3 separate regions of the Homo sapiens genome follow, and regions 2 and 3 are each linked to region 1. The links are chromatin loops, found by intact Hi-C in ENCODE. Cell type or tissue: MCF 10A. All regions are shown on one strand.

Evidence for each region. Peaks named below come from ENCODE experiments on the same cell type or tissue, not always from the same donor. Only the 100,000 strongest peaks of a DNase experiment are listed, where the experiment ranks them.
Region 2: it touches region 1 in a loop (5-fold over the local background); 2 of 110 quality-filtered maps call a loop at or near these places.
Region 3: a loop joins it to region 1, with 4 times the contacts of the local background. A loop is called at or near these places in 2 of 110 quality-filtered maps.

Annotation. Positions count from the first base shown.
Region 1 is chr4:189,198,179-189,206,178 of GRCh38, reverse strand. LOC124900838 (a long non-coding RNA gene) reads right to left here and starts at 3,034. Exons shown (of 2, transcript XR_007058428.1): 1 at 2,917-3,034; 2 at 1,298-1,536. In MCF 10A, a CTCF peak has its summit at 3,712; a DNase peak (open chromatin) is centred at 3,788.
Region 2 is chr4:189,086,598-189,094,597 of GRCh38, reverse strand. All of the region lies in intron 1 of LOC105377612 (a long non-coding RNA gene), which reads left to right. Among named protein-coding and RNA genes, the nearest start is that of LINC02508, 310 kb to the right of the region's middle. In MCF 10A, a CTCF peak has its summit at 4,210 (motif pointing left); no DNase peak of the experiment used is centred here.
Region 3 is chr4:189,138,915-189,146,914 of GRCh38, reverse strand. No RefSeq gene overlaps it. Among named protein-coding and RNA genes, the nearest start is that of LINC02508, 370 kb to the right of the region's middle. In MCF 10A, no CTCF peak of the experiment used is centred here; a DNase peak (open chromatin) is centred at 3,484.

The DNA.
Region 1 (8,000 bases):
TACCTACCCTACCACAGCCCTGAGAATGCCTAGTTTGCAAACTTATGTTAATAGATACATTTGTTTACATCACTTTGTAGCTGAAAAAATAACAATAGGTTCATAGCTGCCAGGCTCAAATAAAAAGACATGGTTTCTACAAGTGAGTGAGCTACAGAAATGTTTGACAATAAAACATTCTTTTCACTTTTAATAAAATTTCAATTCATCATCATTATTATTATTATTATTATTATTTTTTTTGAGATGGAGTCTCTCTGTTGCCCAGGCTGGAGTGCAGTGGTGCGATCTCGGCTCACTTCAATTTCCGCCTCCCAGGTTCAAGCAATTCTCCTGCCTCAGCCTCTGAAGTAGTGGGATTACAGTCATGCACCACCATGCCTGGCTAATTTTTGTATTTTTAGGGCAGACAGGGTTTCACCATGTTGGCCAGACTGTTCTTAAACTCCTGGTCTCAGGTGATCCACCCTCCTCGGCCTCTCAAAGTGCTGGGATTACAGGTGTGAGCCACCATGCCCAGCCACAATTTCAATTTATTATTTAAATAAACTAACAAACTTTTATGTTTAAGGATGATGTCATTTTCAAGTTTTAGCAAACATATATTATTCGCACACACAAATGGATGCAGATGCACACTTACCCACGAGAACAAATAGTTCCCTGTTCCCAGAATTACTGTTGCCTTACAATGTGTTGCCTTCAGCAAGTTTCTTTCTTGTCTTTCCTCCTCCCCTTTCTTGTTTTCTTTTTTCTTTCTTTCCCTTGTTAATAAACCTAAAATTTGCTCAGATCTGTTTGTTCACATAACTAGCCATTTTAAATTATTGATTTATGTGGCATTTTGATCAAGTCATCTGAGCATGGCTAATTTGGGAATTTAGGCCTTAAACATTCTAATTTCCAGATAAATTTTTAAACATTTTTTTCACTAAAATGTGTCCTTTAGGAACACAAAAACTCAAGATTTTAAGAACACAGTGTAAACCTCTTTTTCTGCTTTTTCCCTTGATCTATGAACTCAATTAGTCCAAACTATAAACAACCCCATTTAATAAATAATTTTTATTATAAAAGCTATAAATTCATGAATCTGTCTGATAAAAATTCTTGACTAATGTGAAAGATCACCCTTTAAACTGTGCTATATCCATGTTATTTCAACTTTGTGTGAAGTTACCCAGCTATTAGTTTATATAACATTTCTGGTTTGGGATATCTACCTTGTAAAAATTCTTCAAATATATGAAAACAATTCTTATCTTCTTTCTAGAGTAACATTATTCAACTCTCAACATTACTGTGGTCAACTCTTATCATTTAATGTGAATTTAATGGATGACAAACTTGGCAGACGTGTCTCTCCCAAGGTGTCAAACTCAGTCTTACTAGTCTGCCACGGAACTTGAGGAGACGAAACAGAGGGGCCGTCTCCCACGCCATGCTGTCTTACAGCTTCTGAGGATGCGTCTTCCTGATGCCTCTGCTTCAGTTTTCACTCGTGCTACTTCTATCCATTTCAGCATCAATTGGTTCCTAGATTTTCGGATTTAATAATTCAGTAAACATTCAAAACAAAAATTAGGATATCAAACAGGTTTTCTGATTTTTGATTTTTAAAGTCAGAATACTAAAATTCACATTCAATTCCTCTCACTTAATATCGCAAAGTGTCTATTATCTATCTTTATTTTTCTAATTTTACTATTGGCTAAAAGACAATTGTTTTTTCCAGGGAGAGGGGAACATATTTGCTCCCTTTTATGTATGTTATTTTTGTTTTCTTTCACACTAGCTTTTTCTTGTTTATCCTTTTTCTAGCAAACAACGTCTTGCTTTTACTCTTCCATGAGAAACTTTTCCTGTCTTACCAGTTTGCAGACTCCCTCCCATGGTGCTTCTCATAGCTGCAGCTATCATAAATAAACAGCTTTATTTATTTATGAAACAGCTTTCATAAATAAACAGCCCCAACTGAAACTCACTTGTTACTGTTTAAGTAGAAAATCTTGGTACTTCTGGAACATATAACGTAGCCAAAATTAACATAAAATAGGTAACACAGAAGACTGGTAGAATGCAATGTTCCAGGAATGTGTATTTTGGGGATATTACAGTGTCCCTGTCTATATATTCAGAATATGCTGTATATTCAGATGAATATAAATGAAAGTTTCGGTCAGTCGAATTTTTGTTAGTCCACGTTTAAAAAGACCAGGGTATCAAGACTTTGGGAGTTGTTATTTAAGCAGATTAGCAAATTCAGTTAGCCAAATATTCAGTAACTTCAAACTTTCTCCAGTTGCACTGAGATTACCTGTGCTAGAGAAACATCAACACTTTTATCTATTATTCCAGAGCTGCAGAATTCCAGGGAAAGTTTAAATGTTTATCATAATATTATTCACCAAACTAATACTATAAACTTCCACACTTAATTCTCTGCCTTTATAGCCCATGAGTTGCCTTTCAGCAAACCGTGCTACAATGATATAGAGTTATTTACATCCGCTTAAGCCTATCAAAAGAGCCTCAGACATTTTGTTCAGTTTGACTGATAGAAAAGCCTTCATCTCAGCACTCCAAAAATATTATTGTGCACACATCTCCCCAGGGCATGTTACTATATGCTGCTAACAAAACGGTAAATAAGGTAGTTAAGGGGCTGTATTGGTCAAGTTTCTATTTTGGAGAGGGAAATATGCAACACACCAGGAAAAAATTAGAGAAAATAAATAGAATAGTTGCGAATTACAGTGAGTTGTTGGAATCAAATAGATAGGTAGGCCTAATTTCTATTGCAGTGTCGACATGTGAGCTGAGAGCTGATGGATGAGAAGCAGCCAGACAGGCTGCCTTCAGGGGAAGAAGCCAGAGGTGCAGAGGTGCTGATGACAGAAAGGGGTGGGGACTGACCTGCGAGATGGTAAATGCAGAGGAGCACGGAGAGAAAGAAGGCTGGGTGCCACGGAAAGTAGGAGCACTCACTGAACAGAGGCTTTTAGATTAGGAGAGTCTCCTTTGAAGACCTTGGCTCACGTCACTGGGTTTATGACTCAGAAATAGCTTCTAGAGCATTTGCTATGTTGAATGCCTTTAGGAACTTGGAATGTATGGAAGAGACATTTAAGAATGAGAAGAGTGTTTTCGGGCGGCAGTTCAGTGCCTTCTGTCCTCAAGGTTCACAAATGAGCTGTCAATGTGGGCTCTTCCCATGAGGTTTAGTTTACAAGAATCTGCAAACCACAGCTGAAACCCTGTGTAACGATCAAGCACAACCCGGGCATTTGAATTTCTGTTATGAAGCCCTCATGGTTTATTTAAACAGTTCACACTGGTTTATTTAACCACAAAAACACAAATTGTTGTAGGGTTTTAGAACTGTACATTTCTTAAGGGTATTATTTAAAGAAAAAATATAATGAACAGTGTTTGAACACAGGAATTTCTATAAAGGTAAGACAAGTGTTGTTTTCCTTCCTTCCTCTCTCTTTTCTTTCTTTCTCTTTTCTCTCTTCCTTTCTTTCTTTCTGTAAAAGATACTTACTATCGATTTATAGTCAGTAAACACGCTTTAACATTTTAGTAAGACATCATCAAACAGCAAATGGGCAAAATACAGTTGTAGAAGAAAATACGTCCTTTATTTGAATATATGTCACCAAAATAGAATAAATGTAGAATGTCTTCCCTGCCCTGCTTTTCTCCTTCTCCACGACAGGTGGCGCTCCTGAACTACCACAGGATGCGCGCGTTGCCAGGCCGCGGCTCCCCTGGGGCCACGTTGCGAGTGTGCAACGTGGTTTCAGTTTGGCATTCTCAGAGAATAGCTGAGACTGGATTTAACCAACTAGTGTTTATGTCACAATGTCCAGGGGAGTGAGACTGCGGTTGATAGGAAATGTGTTTATTGATATTGTCAAGAATCTGGCCAGAAACCCTATCATTACAGATCACCAGACAATGAACACTCACACAGAATGTTGTTCGAACGTTGCAATCATAAAGGAAAAGGAATCCGCTTAGCGTTTTAAATTTTAGGTTTGGAAACTTCTTAGAAATTTCTTTGAGCTGTCGAATCCAGTATCTTTGCTAAGAAGCTAGAAGTATCACAAAAACTAGTTTTTGAATGACTTTTTTCCTCAACTCCATTTATTTTTAAAAATCTTGAAATATCCACATATTATTTTCCCCTTTTTCCACCATTCAGCGATTTAATAACATACATTTGATTCAAAACATGTTTGCATTTTACACTGACATTGTAACTAAATAAGAGATTGGCTGTTTCATTTACAGCCAAGTAGCTCTGCTGTGTTCAGGTGCAATTGTCACAGGTAAAGTGTGTGCCATAACCAGGGCCACTCACAGTTCAACGGAACCAGGGAAAGAGGCAAACACGTTCTGTGACCCAAATGGCAAATCCCTAAGGAGAGCTTGCTGATGAATTAAAATGGCATTAAAACTGGACCCAAGAAATTGGACTGAGAGAGAGTTTCAGTGAGACAGACCTCAGGAAATCAGGAAATTCAGGTGATTATAGAAATCCCAGGATGTCTGAGCACTGATGCTTCCAGGTATTCACCTGCTCCATCATATTCTCCCTCTTAGTTTCTCTCGGTTTCTCCCTTTCTTGGTTTCTCTCTCTCTTATTCGGTCACTAATAAGTTCTTACACAATCTATATAAGATGATGTTTGCCTTCCAGGTAATGTTCTACTTTTCTATTTTCAAAGTTCCACGTCTCCTAATACAGCAGATTGAGGAAATGAATATTTGCCTTCTCCATTGTTTAAATGTCCACTCACTTTTTCATAAACTACTTCCTTACATAAACTGTTCTCTGCTGTGTGGTCCCCTGCTAGCCAATGCCTACAGGCTGTTTGTGCATTGTGTCTTTTCTTATTATACAATTATATTTAGTGTCACATTCGAGGATCTTGAGTGGTTCTAGTTAATCAGCCTTCCCCCAGGGGCGACTTCTCCCCTGCAGCTCGATTCTTGTCATAGATGAGCCTTAGACACCGTCTGATGCTCAAGCACTTTCTTCTGGCAGTGCCCTTACAGGAGGGTTAGTAGGAGTCGGCTGTGGCATGGGCCACACACAGTCGGGGTCAGAAGACTGACTAACCAGAGGACTTCCAGCCAGAGACCATTTTCAATATTTGGGGGACTCTTCCTCCTTCTTACACCTGTATTCAATCCAGGTCAGTTACTAGGGCTTTCTTTTGTGAAGAGGATTTCAGCCATTCTTTAAGGGTAAACTTTGTTTCAAGGCTTATGAAATTGGCATCTGTGCTGAGGTGGCCTTGTCTCTAGGGCAACAGGGGTTTTAGGTCCCCTTGTCATAGAGTTCTGGTAACCCCTGGGCCAGAATTGGAAATCCCCAAGCCAGGTGACATTAAGTTGCTAAGTGATACATAGTGTAGGCACTGTGAGATGTCAAGGTGGCCTTATGGCTGTCATTAATCTTATAGCCACGATATGTCTGTCTCTTATAGTAGACTACACATAGTCGTAACACTTCATCACATTCATTGTACTTACTCCTTTGTCTAATTTTCTATATTGCTTTCTATTGAATTAGTGCCTGAGGGCAGGGACCACATTTAGTGTTTACTGTTGTTTCCATAGTGATACTCAGTACAGTGTCTGGCCCATTGGAGGTACAAATCGGTCTTTGTTTAATTTAAATCTTGATGAATTAATTGCAGAAAATTCAGCAGAACACGTGTGAGGCTCTTCCGAGAGCAGGGGTCCATTCAACTGCATAGGCTGCATACTCGCGATCCTGCACTACTTCTAATAAACTAGAAGTGTTTACTGCAAAGCTCTCCTCGCTGAAAAATTTCAAGTAGTTCTTCTCAGCGACATAAAAACAAATCTGCTTAAACAACAGGATGTTTGCCAAATATGTGCTACTACTTTTCTTTGCTTTCTGGGCTCTCCATAGAGTCCACAAATACTGGCCGTTCATTTGTAGAAATGAAACTTCAGAGACTCACCTTCTGCAACGGCTACTTCTAAACTTGACATAATGTGTTTTTCAGTTTGATTATTAATGACTTTCCCTATCTCACACCTTTGAAGTTCAGCGTTGTCAGTCACCCTGGCATCATTTCTAAATGGAACGTTGGATGTTGAATCTTCTGAGTAAGTGTTTGCTTGTGCCATGTCACTGATTATCTAGAAACATAATGTTCTTGTGAAATAGATTTTCAGAAAACTAAAGCAATCATATAATAGATATTCAATAATAAGCAAAAAAGGAGAGTAAAAGATCATATAGTTTACATGAAATGATGTCTTAATGTATACACTGTTCTTTAAGCTTGGGGAAAAAAACCTGCTCTCTTTTTTCTTCACTTTTTTAAAAGAAGTATTTAGAGTCCAGCCATGCTGTCTTCTGGTGGCTCAGTCACAAAATATCCTCATTTCTAAGGACAGAAAATCAATTCCATGAAATGGTGATAAATGAAACAGGATTCTTAATGTTGATCCCATGCCCTTTTTAGAATGTAGTAAACTGCTTTAATCTCATGGCAGCCTCAGCAATTCCAGGTACATTCTCTTTACTATGGGTATTTTTCTTAATTCCAATAACCACACTTATGTAATCCAAAAACTTGCAGCCCTATTAAGCTTACATTTTATAAATTAAAAATGTGTGTGTATGAGCAATATACAAATTTCTTATTCAACAAATGAATTTGAACAATATCTAGAGGTTCTTTAAAGTGACACATGATATAATGCGTAACTTTTTCACAATAGGACAAAGTGATGGTTTCAGAAGGAAACCATATTCAATCACTATTGAGACATATATGTACGCTTACATTTTCTTTCCGTCAAACCAACCTAAGAAATCTGTGTAACGTTATTCTAGGGTCACCATGTAGGAGTGAATGAAACATTTGTGAAGCTGAATTTTTATTTATCTAGGGTAGGTCATCATTTACTTCTTCATGTGTCAATCTGTTTTTAACCACAATTCATAGGTTTAGGGTCACACAACTTATATTAAACCATTAATTTTTCTAGAATATGTGTTTTATTTTTATTTAACAAATGCACTCTGCCTACTATGCATAGGCTGTTCTAAACATTTTTAAAATATTAATTTGTTTACTTGTCGTAACAACACCAGGATGAAGGTACTTCGATAATCCCTGTGTCATAAAGGAAGCAAAAAGAACTGAAGTAACGGTGCGCACCGGAGCGAAGAATAACTATTCTGAGCTATGCGAGTCAGGAGGGGGTCACCTTAGCGGGGGCAGCGATGGCCAGAAAGAGCAAGGGGAGGGGCTTATGGGTGCTTGCACCCTTGTTTTTCTGGACGTCTGTGCTCAAAATATGCTGAGCTATGCACTTAAGGAGGGGTACTTTTCTCTAAGTATATTAGCATATATATTTATATATACATATTATTTTTCAATACAATGTTGGAAAAAAAAAAGCAGGTCAAATGTCTTGTTCAAGGTCAGACAACATGTAAATGGCAAGGCCAGGATTTGAGCCAGGCTTGTCAAAGTTCTTAATTACCGTGGTGGTAGAATACTTTTTTGAGGTGTTGGTTTTTGTTTTGCTCTTTGAATTTTCTGTCCCAGGTCTCTCCCATTCTGCCTTCTAGACAGCAAGACACTTACTATTTTCCTGCTTCAAGGATCTTTGCTCCCCTGAATCAAAACTTTAGGAAACAACAGTTGTTTATGCTATTTTTCCCTTTACATAAAAGTATAAAGCCACTGATGAGAAGAGAGATAGAAAACATCCTTTCTATAGAACATTCAGCATGATGTTGGCTGTGAGATTGTCATAAATGGCTCTTAATATTTTCAGGTGTGTTCCTTTGATGCCTGGTCTGTTGAAGATTTTATCATAAAGGGATGTTGGATTTTTTCAAAAGCTTTTTCTGCATCTATTGAGATGATCCTATGGTTTGTATCTCACTATAGGGAAGGGAGATAGAAAATAGTGTCTCTGAATGCAACAGAAAAG
Region 2 (8,000 bases), 110 kb after region 1:
TGCAGGATTTCCTTCAGACCATGTGACTTAGTATTTCTGATGTGAGGGACACAATTTATTCCTGAGTTTTAAAAATATTTCCATAGTACATTTCTCCCTGATGGCCTCCTCATATCCAAGGTAGACATTTTCATTGTCTTCCAACTTCCACTCTTGGATATGTTTACTTATCAGTTTATATAAAATGTTTAATTGATTTTAAAAGCATGCTTAGGTTCAAAAAATTTAAAAGTACACACAGAAGAGGTCAAAATATATGAAGCAGAGAAATCTGCTTATTTTATTTTTTAATTTATGTATTGTATAGTCAGCCTCTGTAGAAGCAGCGTGTAAGAATTTGAGTATTCCATTTTTAAAATAATTGTTACAAAATACATTAACTATTCACTTCAACACAGGCTACTTTTTTCTTAACAATGTATCCTTTTTCAACGACGTATGAATTTGAGCCGTTTGTTTTAAAGTTTTCCACATCATGGTTATGGCTGACTGCATTGCTGTGGTGTTACCATTTTCCTCTACTCAGCTTCCATACTTTTGGAATGCTAGTACAACTTTATTAGATGCGACCTATAGGAATTTGGGGCTTTAAATGCTAAGCATTCTCTAAGTAAATTTTGCTTTTTGTCTTTCTCTTTTGTGAGTTTTGTGAATTTAGGGACTAGGAGGCCCCTGAGAACATATTGATTCATTTGTTTTGTTTAGTGATATATTCATCATCCATTCAACCACTATTTAGACTCTATCCCCAAGTTTTTGTGCATAAAATAATGAATTAGAATATTATGATTTTGACCATTAAATATAATTACCAGTAGATTAATAGATTTAATATAAAAATATTTCTTTTAACTTATGTAGTTTTAATTAGTTGATATGCATAGACACTTTTTATGATTAAATAGGTGAGCCTAAACATCGCATACCATCCATGCTGTAATAACTTAAGCAAGGTATTAATCTGAAAGTATTTGACTCTGATGGGCTTTGTCTGAGCAAACAACTTCTGTCACAGTCCGTCTAGAACCACAAATAATGCTTCCCCTGGTCTCATGTAATGGCATTGCCTCTCCTCTCTGTCACTACTGTTTTAATGGTAGCATTTTTTTTTTTTTCTTTGAGACAGAGTCTCGCTCTGTCACCCAGGCTGGAGTGCAGTGGCACAATCTCGGCTCACTGCAACCTCTGCCTCCCGGGTTCAAGCGATTCTCCTGCCTCAGCCTCCTGAGTAGCTGGGACTACAGGGAAGCATCACCACGCCCAGCTAATTTTTGTATTTTTAGTAGAGATGGGGTTTCACCATGTTGACCAGAATGGTCTCCATCTCTTGACCTCGTGATCCGCCCACCTCAGCCTCCCAGAGTGCTGGGATTACAGGTGTGAGCCACCGCACTCGACCTCGTGATAGCTTTTTATAAATACTATTGATTGTAATGCTGCTAAGCAGGCCTCTTCTTTCTGAGGCTTGGTGAGGCGTTTTGTCACCTTCCAAAGCGGGGTTCATAAGTAGGTTAGGAATGGGTAGGAAGATACCACCTGTACTCATTGTAAGATTAAAATAAGTTTCTGACTTACTTAGCCAAGAGTACAGAAACTTTCCTTAAATGAAACTGTTATTGGTAGAGGGTGTCCAGGTTCTGACATTTTGAACAAAGAGTTGGACAAAATGCACAAACAAATCAAGGAAAGAATGAAGCAACAGAAGCAGAGATGTATTGAAAATGAAAGTACACGACACAGGGTGGGAGGGGCCGAGCAAGCAGCTCAAAGGCATGTTCAGAATTTCCTGTCGTTTAAATACCCTCTAGAGGTTTCCCATTGGTGACATGGCTTCCGTTGTATGTAAATGAAGAGGTGAAGTGAGGTTATAAAGTGATTTCCTTGGTGTACACCCTATGCAAATAAAGAGAATGAAGTGAGGGTACAAAGTGATTTCCTTGGTGTACACCCTATGCAAATGAAGATGTTTCCTGGCATGGCTGAAGTAGAGTTAGAGTTATTTACTTGGTCACAGAGCTTGATTTAGTTCTGTGAATTCCCTAGGTTCCCTGCACCCAGGCCCTATTTTCCTGTCTCAAAATGATCATACATGTAGAGTAGAAGCGAATAAAGCATTTTTGAGAGGGCTGTTGTTTTGGTGTTGGTTTTGGCATTTGCATTCTCTAGTGCACGTGGGATGCAGCTACTCCCCATGCAGCGAGGCCACACTCACACTCAGTTTAAGTACATGCTCACCAACATAGGCCTTCCCTGCTTTGTAAACTAACCACAGCATCGGCAGCCAACTTTCCATTCTTGGAGAGAAGGGGAAGTCAGAGACCACGTGTTTTTGAACATTGTCTTTGCTCTCTGACTTCCAGCATCCCCAAAAATCCCATTTTCTCTTAAACAACCACCTTACTCTGACTGGATACTTTTTATCTGAGTGGTTTTGATCATGAGTTTGGTCCTAGGACCAAGGACCACAATTAGAAGTTTATTTTCCCGTACTACATCAGTCATGTATGGATTATAATGCAAACAAAATGATTCTACCCATTTGTTGTACTTCTCATTACCGTTCCACTCTCTGGATATCCTTAGTCACATAAAAAATGCACATGCACGAACACAGAGACAACAAAAAAGAAGAAATAACATAATTAGGCAGATTGTTAAATCCATCTTTCTATGTCTACTTCTAAACAATGTGCCTCCTAATTTATCTTCTAACAAAAGGATTTCTTTAGGGGAAGGCATGACTATGAAAACAAAATGACCCAATATTCTCAATGATTTTTAAAACATTGTCTTCAAAAACTGTGTATAAAAATTTTAAAAATCCATACAACTCTTCATTGCAGTATCTTTATACTGAGTATCTATAGACTATTTCAGTATAATAACACAGAGAATACAGGTGTCATTAGAGTTACTCTGCAAAATTGCTAGAATATCCATAACATGGGCTTATTTCCATTTATCTGGAATTTAAAGTCAGAGGCCAACAATGGCTTCCTCTGAAATTAAAACTGGGTTTGAATCTGGCTCCCACCATTTAATTTACTAGCCCTGTATCCTTGGGAAAACAACTTTTGTCTATTTAAGTTTCTTTTATAAAATTTAGATAATGACCGTTGTACCTGCCTCCAAAGCTATTCTGGTATTGATTGAAGGGATGCATGTAGAGCAATCACATGCCATCCACCACCTTTTCAGTAAGGTTAGTTTCTTGTATTGTTATCTTGTACCCCACAGATGACTAATCACTTCGTTATTGCCAAAATGTATTTTTTAACAATGTTCTAATTCTAGAGACAATAGAACATTGATATTTTTCAAAAAACATCCATTTGCAAATGTGATATTTCTCACATGTCAAGTGTCTCTTTCTTTCTCAGGGAATATCTAACAGTAGTGAAATAAAAATACTTACATTATGGGCCTTGTAAAATAGAAATCAGATGAAAATATAGTATCCAAATTCATTTTTTAACCAAAAAATAAATTCATAGAAATATTAGTGGACTTTTTCTCTCACCTCTATCAACTGTATATATTGGGAGAGAATGTGCATACACATATGTGTCTATATCTGTATCTAGCCACGTCTATTTCTAGTATATTTCAGTTCCTCTCCATTTGTGCAGCAGTAACCTGGATCCAGATCATTACAGTTCAAGAAAATCTACTATGCTATTTGTATAGTAGAAATTAAACCCTCAATTTTCATTAATTATTGCTTTTTCTTATAATAATGATCTTCGGAATTTTTTTAATGAATTGTCTGTATTTAGCTATTTTTCTATTGTACGATGTACACTGTGGGGTATTAGCTTAGCCTGTGTCTCATTTTAAAAATATTGTCCACAGCCTGCAATCACTTTTAAAGAGGTGGGTCTAGGTGGAGAGGAATGTGCTATTTGACCTGGCCTCCCTCACCTTAGCTGTTTGGACCTGCGATGGAGTTTTGTCTCAAGGTAAACTAATCCAGGGGCTGGGCTGTTTATGTACTCTCTTTGGAAAATTTGAGCAAAAAGTCTCAGAAAAAGTAAGTATTAGTGAGTGTGAAACTAACATAGAGCTGTCACCAAAACAAGTCAAAGCCACATGCAAATAGAAATTATGGGGCAGAAGGAAGGCATTATTAAAGAGAAGAAGCCATTGTGTCCAGAAAAAAAAAGGAAAACAAAATTGGGGAGCTCAGGAGTGGAGCAGCAGTCAGCTGCCTCTAGTGGCTGTGATGAGCTGTGCCCTGTCCCAGGAGCTCTGAGGAAACTCCTTCTCTTGAGCCACATTGACTGACTTGCAGCCTTGTTTGTAAATTTGCCTGACTGAAGTGTTTGTCTTGTTCTGTAAGGCTAAGACTTCTCTCATTACATATATTTTTCCTAATGTCCTCCTTTTCTAACTACATACAATTTAATTGTGATATATTTTAAAGCTATAAGTAATAAGATTGAACAAATACAAGGCAAATCATGAGTTACAGAATGTATATACTTGGAAAAACAAAAGACATTTTTATGTAGAATATGTTTATGTAACAACCAATTGACATACATTTATGTACTACTGTGGAGGTCCACTGTTGGGCCACAGATGGGGTGTTAGGAGATGCTGTAAAATCACTGGCCCATTAATAAGTCATATTGTTTCATACAGTTTAATATTTTAAAATTTTGAAACTTTAATAAAAACAATTTTATTCAGAAGTGCTTTAGCCTACAGTGATGCTATTATCATTGTAGCATGCATGCAAAATCCAAGGTGTAAAAACTTGCGGTGAACTAACACAATTTGGGTCGATTATATTTGATTCTTAATGACATTTTTGTAGTATAAGGCAAAGGCCACGGCCAGCTTATTGAATAGGATTATTAATTGACTTTGAATGTAAATAGCGGACAATTCTAATTGAATTACATTTGTCTCAGAAAATGCATCTAATACTATTTATTTATTTTCTACCTTAAGCTACTCCTAACACCTTTTTTATTTTTATGTGTGTGTATATATAATATATATATTATAACATATATATATTTTGAGAGAGGGTCTAGCTCCCTTGCCCAGGCTGGAGTGCGGTGGCGTGATCTCGGCTCACTGCAACCTCCACCTCCTGGGGTCAAGTGATTCTCCTGCCTCAGCCTCCTGAGCAGCTGGGATTACAGGTGCCTGCCACCAGGTAATTTCTGTATTTTTAGTAGAGACGGGGTTTCACCACGTTGGCCAGGCTGGTCTCGAACTCCTGACCTCAAGTAATCCCCGCACCTTGGCCCCCACAAAGTAATTCCCCACAGAGGTTACGGGTGTGAGCCACCCTACCTGGTCCCAACACCATTTTTTAATAGCAGAATTTCATACTAGACACTTCCTTAATATTATTTTATCTATGTGAGCATGGTTTCATCTCTAATAGATTCTTTTTCTTCCAAGCCTTCAAAAAGACTCTGACTGTTCATTTATGTTTTTATAATTTTGCTAAAGTATTAGAAACTCAAATGCTGCTAGATCATGCAAGAACAATGTAGTTCCAACAACCTTTTGGAGAACAGATGAGCTCTGTTGAGTTTATGACTGAAGACAGTGTGTGTGATGACACACGTGGAGACAACGCCGTGGCGGACTTCTCTGTGCTGTTAGTGTTGGTGCATGCTGCCTGGGAGAGCCGCTGCAGCTGTGTTTGCTCTGTGTGTGGTGTGTGCCAGCCCAGACACCATCCCAGATGAACAGCTCTTATCCAAAGGTAAACTGATGATACTGACAAGGCCTAACACAGAAAGATGAAGCCAAAGAGACTAGGAGAATCAGAAAATTTATGTAATAAAGACTTGAGATTATTTTAAGTGGTCATTTGGAAATACAAAAATACAGCTATTTTTCCCACTGCCATTTTTGTTAATGTCGACAGTGTGCCAAAATTCATTCTTCCTTACTATGAGACGTACTTGACAGATGCCACAGTTGATTTGAGAAAGAGTTAAAGTTGGTGCTCAGGAAAATGAAAATGAAGTCATTTACATGTCTTTATGCCTAGATTTTAGCTATGTGATTTTATGTAAAAATCCTCAAAGTTAGAGGCAGCAAACCAACATGGCACATGTATACCCGTGTAACAAACCTGCACATTCTGCACGTGTATCCCAGAACTTAAAGTTAAATTTAAAAAAGATTACATATAATGGTGTCAAAAAAATCCTCTAAGTTAACCTTGTCCTTGCAATTTTCCGCAATTAGTTCAAAAATCAAAGCAACTCTAATGGGAAAATAAGCTTTAATATAAAATATTTTCAGTTATGCTGTTAAGTTAGTATGTATATTTTCCTAAAAATGAATATTTTAGGTGTTGGGGTAGTTAAGAGGAGAAAATATATTGTCATTGTTGCTTGACTGGTTCTCTTGAGTCACTGTAACAATCTGTCAATAATTAATTGAAATATTCCATTCAGTCTTCAACCATGGCTCAGTTGACATGGTTTATGAGGCACAGTAAAACGTCTAAGAACAGTTATTCCTAAACATTTCACTGTGCCTAACTGCGCCTGAAATATTAAAACCCATGACAGAAGCACATATTATGTTTACTGTTGTACATAAGTATAATATTGCATTTTTCAGGGTATTATGATCCTATAATCAATTTCTATTGATAGATGAATTATAAATATGAATTGTCAGAAGGCAATACACAGACTTATTTCTCTTATTTGATACTGTATCTATAAACATCAGGGCATTAAAGCAATTTTTTTTTTTTCTTGAGACGGAGTCTCGCTCTGTCGCCCAGGCTGGAGTGCAGTGGCGCGATCTCAGCTCACTGCAACCTCCGCCTCCGGGGTTCACGCCATTCTCCTGCCTCAGCCTCCCGAGTAGCTGGGACTACAGGCGCCCGCCACCACGCCCGGATAATTTTTTGTATTTTTAGTAGAGACGGGGTTTCACCATGTTAGCCAACACCAAGAGTAAATATATATATTTACTTGATAGGATTCGTTTAGTATCCAAATTGGGACTCCAAGCAGGGTAATGAAAACAGAATAGCAAGACTTAATTTCTTTTCTTTTTTTCCTACTTGTCTACCTGATGATCCATTTCTTTTACCATTTTTAGTATGGAAATCTCATTTTTAGCATGGTATGATTTAGAAATATCAAATGTATTCCTATGATCATAAAAGGAAATACAATGAGACCGATTGGGTGTAAAGTTGCACTCTCATGGAACTACATTTCAGGATGTGGCAGATTTGAGAATTCTAGATGAATTTGCTGCCTGTTCCCTGATAAAATGGTGTTCAGGGTGTCCAGGCTTTAATGTCCTATTAAAGGCAGTAATGGGTGCCCTGTCACTTTAACTCACCTTCAGGGTCCTATTAGAAGCATGTCTTACATTATTTCTCATATAATGATATCCACCTTACACCTATTAAGAACATGGGAAATCAGTTGAGCTGTGTTGAGCTATGTCCACCCTTAAGGCAAACAAATGCCTTGGAGCTCAATGGTTCTGAGGCAGAAGTTTTAGCATTGTGCTGCGAGTCTGCTTTTTCCAAACATGCCACACAGATTGAACACTGTGTGAAGGACAACTGAGGTTAGACAGGAAATATCTCAACAGCTATCAGTCAGAATGGGGTCACCTTTAAACTCTAGAACTAGGAACAACAGAGTACCATCTCCTGTTTTGAATAGTTATATTTTTAATAAGATTTTTAAAAAATTCTGGGTTAAGGGATGCACTTAACAATTCAAGAAAAATTGATTTTGAATGAATATAAAGAAATTAAGGGAGATTGAATTGAATTAAAAGAAGACATACAAAGATTTTTATGTTATATTATTACATTATTAAATATATACATTATATATAGTAAATATATATTTACTATATATTTATTTACTATAAATGTATGCTATATATAATATGTATTCATAATATAATATATAATAGTATATATTATATATGCCATATATATTATACTATATGTATGGAGAGGGAGTAAATGTATATGGTATGCA
Region 3 (8,000 bases), 59 kb after region 1:
GCTGCTTAAAGGCAGAGGCGTGGGTAGAATATATCACATCTGTCAACTGACATTTCTTACTTAGACTAGCAAGGTATTGTACGAATTTTCAAAACATTTTCCTTAAAATAATTTTAATCACAATGAGGATAAATCCTGTTTTCCTCCTTTCTCCTTGCCTGCTTTCAGAAATCATAATTACTATAAGCCAGTGTTTTTCAGCCTCCAAAGTGTTACCAATTACTACAGTATAGACTTTCTTTCCAAACTGCGGCAGTGACTGATTCAAAATATCTCAGGATTACTGTGCCGTAAGAAATTATTTAATGTTATCCTTCGTAAATGTAATTAATTAATTAGACCTTATTTGTTGAGAATTCTACTTGATACCCAATTCAGTAGTAATTAGGGGGAAGTAGATGGAAATCTTATACATGTAAAGACATTACATTTCATTTATCCTCTACTTCCAAAATAGATATATATATATGAATGCAGTTAAGATATGACAACAAAACCATAGCAGTATAAAACCAATTAATATGATAAGTGAAAGAGATATACCTCATAATCTGTTGTTCATATTCCTTATCTCTGGTGAATTTTGGACAATTTCTTCAAATATATTTTACAATTCATTAATTCTCTTTTTGTTGTTTGGAATTTAATATTTAATGAGCCCCATGCTTTTGATTTCTTTATCCAAGTTTTTTATATTTTCTACATTGTTTTTCAGTTAGCTATTTTTAAAAATTTTAAACCAAGAGAAAAATGGAAAGAATAATAATCTGAAAGGTATATAAATATAAAACCTTCATGAGGGTTCACCAGTTGGTAATATTTTTTACATTTTTGCTCTTCCTCTCCCTACACACAAACACACACACACGTGCAGGTGTATAAACTTTGTTTTGCTGATCCTTGTTAAAGTTGCAGACAGAGATGCTTTACCCTTACATCAGCATGTATCTCTGAAGAGCCTGCACAATATCCATCATTACCACATTAACGTCCTACACTCCAGAAATTAACATTGCTATAATAATATTGTCCACATGTAAGTTGACCCAATTGACCTCAAATTATCTTTTACACGTTTTTCTCCTCATCCGGGTCCACTCAGGGATCCTGCATGTTAATTGCTTTCTCACAGCCTGTGACAATACTGACAATAAATACTTACAGTAAGACGGCATGAGAACATTTCAGCAGAGGGCATTTCTTTCTTCCCAAAAGAGCAGAGGCTGTGATCCTCAAATTTCCCCGTTATTTCCCTTTTCAGGCAAGCATATCATTTTTTCTAGTGTCTCATTTCATTTCACTGAGGGGATCCTCCAGGCACCTATCTATGCCTTGGCAGGTGGGTCTTACAACCAGTTAACAGAAAGGAAGACACTTGAGCTTCGCTTATACATGGGGCCAACAGAGGCATGTTATCCAAAGCATAGACAGCTGCGTGCTACAGCTCTGTCCGGAGCAGCGCGGAAGGCAGTGGTGAGTGGAACCATCCCGGGGAGCCGGGCCTCACAGAGCACCTGGCACGGACGTGGTGCAGCAGGAGAGGCTGGAGTGAGCAGGTGGAGAGCTGGTTAGAGGCGAGTGGGTTGGTCAGGAAGGAGCCATCCAGAAAGATTGGGGTCAGGGGGTCCAAGGTAGAGGCGTGCAAATGGACTTAGAGGACAGAACAAAAATCATGGGCATCTTTTTTTTTTTCCCCACAAAAATCCCGTTCAGAAAGGGCATTGTTAAGTGTCGTGAAATTGCCCATCAGAAAGCATCCACCCTACAGGGAGATGGGAGAGAGAGCGTGGCCTGCATGGTGTAGGAGCGCCTGATGCTTTCCATAACCGTCCTGTTTGGTAGAAAGGACGCCAACAGAGACGCTGCGGCAGGAGGGATGGAGACTAAGCCTGCAGGTGACTCCCTCAGAGTCCTCCAGCCCTCCGAGGGTGACAGCTCATCCTCCAGCACTGACTGTCCTCACTGCCTGCTGGTCAGCACCACCCTCCGAGGGCTTACAGACAGGCTGTTTGAACTGGAGTCCTACCTAAATCTCCTCAAAGAAGGAACCTCCTTTATAATTAAGCAGGTGTGGCATGACCACGGTCTGCTGGTCTTTCCATTGACCACACCACCCTGAGCAGCCAGTGTAATAGAACGCTCACCTGGCCTATGGGACACTCATCTACAGTGACCACTCACAGACAACACCCTGTGGGGCTGGGGTGCTGCCTTAGAAATGAGGTACATGCAGCGAATCAACACCCATTATCTGAAGCAGTGTCCCTATGGAAATACTCGGGTCTGGAAAGCAAGCCATGCATGAAGGTTTGGCCCCATTCACCATCATTGCAATGACCCACTTGTGGAATGTGTGTTTTCTTCCAGCAAACGTAGGTGCTGCTGGAATAAGGGGTCTGGTTTCCAGAGCATGCACCTTGAATCAGGGGACAGAATAAATGTCACTGATCCTGAAGCTGAACCACCACCCTGTCATCTCAGTCTTCCTGTTGTAGTGGGCCAGTGGGAGAAGAAATGAGTTACCATATTGGAGGCATTAATTAAACTCTGATTACCCTGAAAACCAAGTGATGCTACTATGCAAGGAGAGTCACAAGAATAGGTCAAAAATCAGGGGATTCACTGGACTATTTCTTGGTACTTAGTGGACTATTTCCACTAATAACCATACATGGGCAACTGACGCCACTTTGGCTCGGCAAAGGTTAAAGCAAATAAGAGCTTTGCTACTTTGTGGATGATGGTCAGTGTCACCTATCAGGCAAGTAACCTAGACCCACTGCTGAGTGTGGAGCAGCATCAGAAGGCACGTTAGAGGAGGGAGAGAGTGAATATCAGTCACGATTTTGAGACCAACTGCAGCGGCAGAGACTATCTTACTACAAGCCTCTGATTTTGAATAATTTGTGGAGTTCAGGGCTATTTATGGGAGATTGTAATTAACCCAGGATATTAGCATATCTAAGTGGCGCAAGAGAGGAATTGTGCTTAGACATCTTCTATGCTGTGTCTCACATACACTTGGTCTAAAGTTTTGCTCCAGGTCTGTTGCAGCAAGCACATGCACACGTTAGCCTGACAGCACCTTGTCTCAACTGCAATAGGAAGCTGTTCCTTGCTAATGCCACTGTATGGACTCCTGTAGGACTTCTCAGACCTTCTGATGCATGCACAGACCTCAGAGGAGGGGGAATAAAACACTTTCTGGAAATCCTTGTCTAATGGGGAACTAGTGGTTAAACAAAGCCATTCTTCTATGTCTCAGACAGACAATAATGAAACACATTTTATATGGTCTCTTTGGAGTTCTCCCAGAGGGAAGGACTCTAGTTGCCCCAGGTAACTAGAATTACTCAGCTTAGCAGTCATCCTCGCGTTGCCTTTTCTCCTTGTCCATTTCACTCTTCCTATTTCACCATCACTTGCCCCTGTGGTTTATTTCCCACAATAAACTACACACCAGCAAACCCTTGTCTCAGGTTCTGCCTCAGGGTAAGATGGAATGAATCCAAGCTGAGATATCTTTGAACAGGGTGGCAACGTAATGCATGTGATTCATCTAGTAAACAAGGACTTTCCCAGGCGAACCAGGATGTGTGTTCACTATGCCTAGGCAGGCTAAATATCAGGTGTAAAAAAAATCATTAAAATTTATAAACTCAATATTATGGGCATAAAAGTGAAGAAAATCATAGATTCAATGAATGAAAGTTCAATGTAATAAAACATTAAAAAACAGTGTGTTAGTCTGTTCTCATGCTGCTAATAAAGACATACCTAAGACTGGGTAATTTATTTTTTTTTTTTTAATTTTTTTTTTTTTATTATACTCTAAGTTTTAGGGTACATGTGCACATTGTGCAGGTTAGTTACATATGTATACATGTGCCATGCTGGTGCGCTGCACCCACTAACGTGTCATCTAGCATTAGGTATATCTCCCAATGCTATCCCTCCCCCCTCCCCCGACCCCACCACAGTCCCCAGAGTGTGATATTCCCCTTCCTGTGTCCATGTGATCTCATTGTTCAATTCCCACCTATGAGTGAGAATATGCGGTGTTTGGTTTTTTGTTCTTGCGATAGTTTACTGAGAATGATGGTTTCCAATTTCATCCATGTCCCTACAAAGGACATGAACTCATCATTTTTTATGGCTGCATAGTATTCCATGGTGTATATGTGCCACATTTTCTTAATCCAGTCTATCATTGTTGGACATTTGGGTTGGTTCCAAGTCTTTGCTATTGTGAATAGTGCCGCAATAAACATACATGTGCATGTGTCTTTATAGCAGCATGATTTATAGTCATTTGGGTATATACCCAGTAATGGGATGGCTGGGTCAAATGGTATTTCTAGTTCTGGATCCCTGAGGAATCGCCACACTGACTTCCACAATGGTTGAACTAGTTTACAGTCCCACCAACAGTGTAAAAGTGTTCCTATTTCTCCACATCCTCTCCAGCACCTGTTGTTTCCTGACTTTTTAATGATTGCCATTCTAACTGGTGTGAGATGATATCTCATAGTGGTTTTGATTTACATTTCTCTGATGGCCAGTGATGATGAGCATTTCTTCATGTGTTTTTTGGCTGCATAAATGTCTTCTTTTGAGAAGTGTCTGTTCATGTCCTTCGCCCACTTTTTGATGGGGTTGTTTGTTTTTTTCTTGTAAATTTGTTTGAGTTCATTGTAGATTCTGGATATTAGCCCTTTGTCAGATGAGTAGGTTGCGAAAATTTTCTCCCATGTTGTAGGTTGCCTGTTCACTCTGATGGTAGTTTCTTTTGCTGTGCAGAAGCTCTTGAGTTTAATTAGATCCCATTTGTCAATTTTGGCTTTTGTTGCCATTGCTTTTGGTGTTTTGGACATGAAGTCCTTGCCCACGCCTATGTCCTCAATGGTAATGCCTAGGTTTTCTTCTAGGGTTTTTATGGTTTTAGGTCTAACGTTTAAATCTTTAATCCATCTTGAATTGATTTTTGTATAAGGTGTAAGGAAGGGATCCAGTTTCATCTTTCTACATATGGCTAGCCAGTTTTCCCAGCACCATTTATTAAATAGGGAATCCTTTCCCCATTGCTTGTTTTTCTCAGGTTTGTCAAAGATCAGATAGTTGTAGATATGCGGCATTATTTCTGAGGGCTCTGTTCTGTTCCATTGATCTATATCTCTGTTTTGGTACCAGTACCATGCTGTTTTGGTTACTGTAGCCTTGTAGTATAGTTTGAAGTCAGGTAGTGTGATGCCTCCAGCTTTGTTCTTTTGGCTTAGGATTGACTTGGCGATGCGGGCTCTTTTTTGGTTCCATATGAACTTTAAAGTAGTTTTTTCCAATTCTGTGAAGAAAGTCATTGGTAGCTTGATGGGGATGGCATTGAATCTGTAAATTACCTTGGGCAGTATGGCCATTTTCACGATATTGATTCTTCCTACCCATGAGCATGGAATGTTCTTCCATTTGTTTGTGTCCTCTTTTATTTCCTTGAGCAGTGGTTTGTAGTTCTCCTTGAAGAGGTCCTTCACATCCCTTGTAAGCTGGATTCCTAGGTATTTTATTCTCTTTGAAGCGATTGTGAATGGGAGTTCACTCATGATTTGGCTCTCTGTTTGTCTGTTGTTGGTGTATAAGAATGCTTGTGATTTTTGTACATTGATTTTGTATCCTGAGACTTTGCTGAAGTTGCTTATCAGCTTAAGGAGATTTTGGGCTGAGACGATGGGGTTTTCTAGATAAACAATCATGTCGTCTGCAAACAGGGACAATTTGACTTCCTCTTTTCCTAATTGAATACCCTTTATTTCCTTCTCCTGCCTGATTGCCCTGGCCAGAACTTCCAACACTATGTTGAATAGGAGCGGTGAGAGAGGGCATCCCTGTCTTGTGCCAGTTTTCAAAGGGAATGCTTCCAGTTTTTGCCCATTCAGTATGATATTGGCTGTGGGTTTGTCATAGATAGCTCTTATTATTTTGAAATACGTCCCATCAATACCTAATTTATTGAGAGTTTTTAGCATGAAGGGTTGTTGAATTTTGTCAAAGGCTTTTTCTGCATCTATTGAGATAATCATGTGGTTTTTGTCTTTGGCTCTGTTTATATGCTGGATTACATTTATTGATTTGCGTATATTGAACCAGCCTTGCATCCCAGGGATGAAGCCCACTTGATCATGGTGGATAAGCTTTTTGATGTGCTGCTGGATTCGGTTTGCCAGTATTTTATTGAGGATTTTTGCATCAATGTTCATCAAGGATATTGGTCTGAAATTCTCTTTTTTGGTTGTGTCTCTGCCCGGCTTTGGTATCAGAATGATGATGGCCTCATAAAATGAGTTAGGGAGGATTCCCTCTTTTTCTATTGATTGGAATAGTTTCAGAAGGAATGGTACCAGTTCCTCCTTGTACCTCCGGTAGAATTCGGCTGTGAATCCATCTGGTCCTGGACTCTTTTTGGTTGGTAAACTATTGATTATTGCCACAATTTCAGAGCCTGTTATTGGTCTATTCAGAGATTCAACTTCTTCCTGGTTTAGTGTTGGGAGAGTGTATGTGTCGAGGAATGTATCCATTTCTTCTAGATTTTCTAGTTTATTTGCGTAGAGGTGTTTGTAGTATTCTCTGATGGTAGTTTGTATTTCTGTGGGATCGGTGGTGATATCCCCTTTATCATTTTTTATTGTGTCTATTTGATTCTTCTCTCTTTTTTTCTTTATTAGTCTTGCTAGTGGTCTATCAATTTTGTTGATCCTTTCAAAAAACCAGCTCCTGGATTCATTGATTTTTTGAAGGGTTTTTTGTGTCTCTATTTCCTTCAGTTCTGCTCTGATTTTAGTTATTTCTTGCCTTCTGCTAGCTTTTGAATGTGTTTGCTCTTGCTTTTCTAGTTCTTTTAATTGTGATGTTAGTGTGTCAATTTTGGATCTTTCCTGCTTTCTCTTGTAGGCATTTAGTGCTATAAATTTCCCTCTACACACTGCTTTGAATGCGTCCCAGAGATTCTGGTATGTGGTGTCTTTGTTCTCGTTGGTTTCAAAGAACATCTTTATTTCTGCCTTCATTTCGTTATGTACCCAGTAGTCATTCAGGAGCAGGTTGTTCAGTTTCCATGTAGTTGAGCGGCTTTGAGTGAGATTCTTAATCCTGAGTTCTAGTTTGATTGCACTGTGGTCTGAGAGATAGTTTGTTATAATTTCTGTTCTTTTACATTTGCTGAGGAGAGCTTTACTTCCAACTATGTGGTCAACTTTGGAATAGGTGTGGTGTGGTGCTGAAAAAAATGTATATTCTGTTGATTTGGGGTGGAGAGTTCTGTAGATGTCTATTAGGTCTGCTTGGTGCAGAGCTGAGTTCAATTCCTGAGTATCCTTGTTGACTTTCTGTCTCGTTGATCTGTCTAATGTTGACAGTGGGGTGTTAAAGTCTCCCATTATTAATGTGTGGGAGTCTAAGTCTCTTTGTAGGTCCCTCAGGACTTGCTTTATGAATCTGGGTGCTCCTGTATTGGGTGCATATATATTTAGGATAGTTAGCTCCTCTTGTTGAATTGATCCCTTTACCATTATGTAATGGCCTTCTTTGTCTCTTTTGATCTTTGTTGGTTTAAAGTCTGTTTTATCAGAGACTAGGATTGCAACCCCTGCCTTTTTTTGTTTTCCATTGGCTTGGTAGATCTTCCTCCATCCTTTTATTTTGAGCCTATGTGTGTCTCTGCACGTGAGATGGGTTTCCTGAATACAGCACACTGATGGGTCTTGACTCTTTATCCAACTTGCCAGTCTGTGTCTTTTAATTGCAGAATTTAGTCCATTTATATTTAAAGTTAATATTGTTATGTGTGAATTTGATCCTGTCATTATGATGTTAGCTGGTGATTTTGCTCATTAGTTGATGCAGTTTCTTCCTAGTCTTGATGGTCTTTACATTTTGGCATGATTTTGCAGCGGCTGGTACCGGTTGTTCCTTTCCATGTTTAGTGCTTCCTTCAGGAGCTCTTTTAG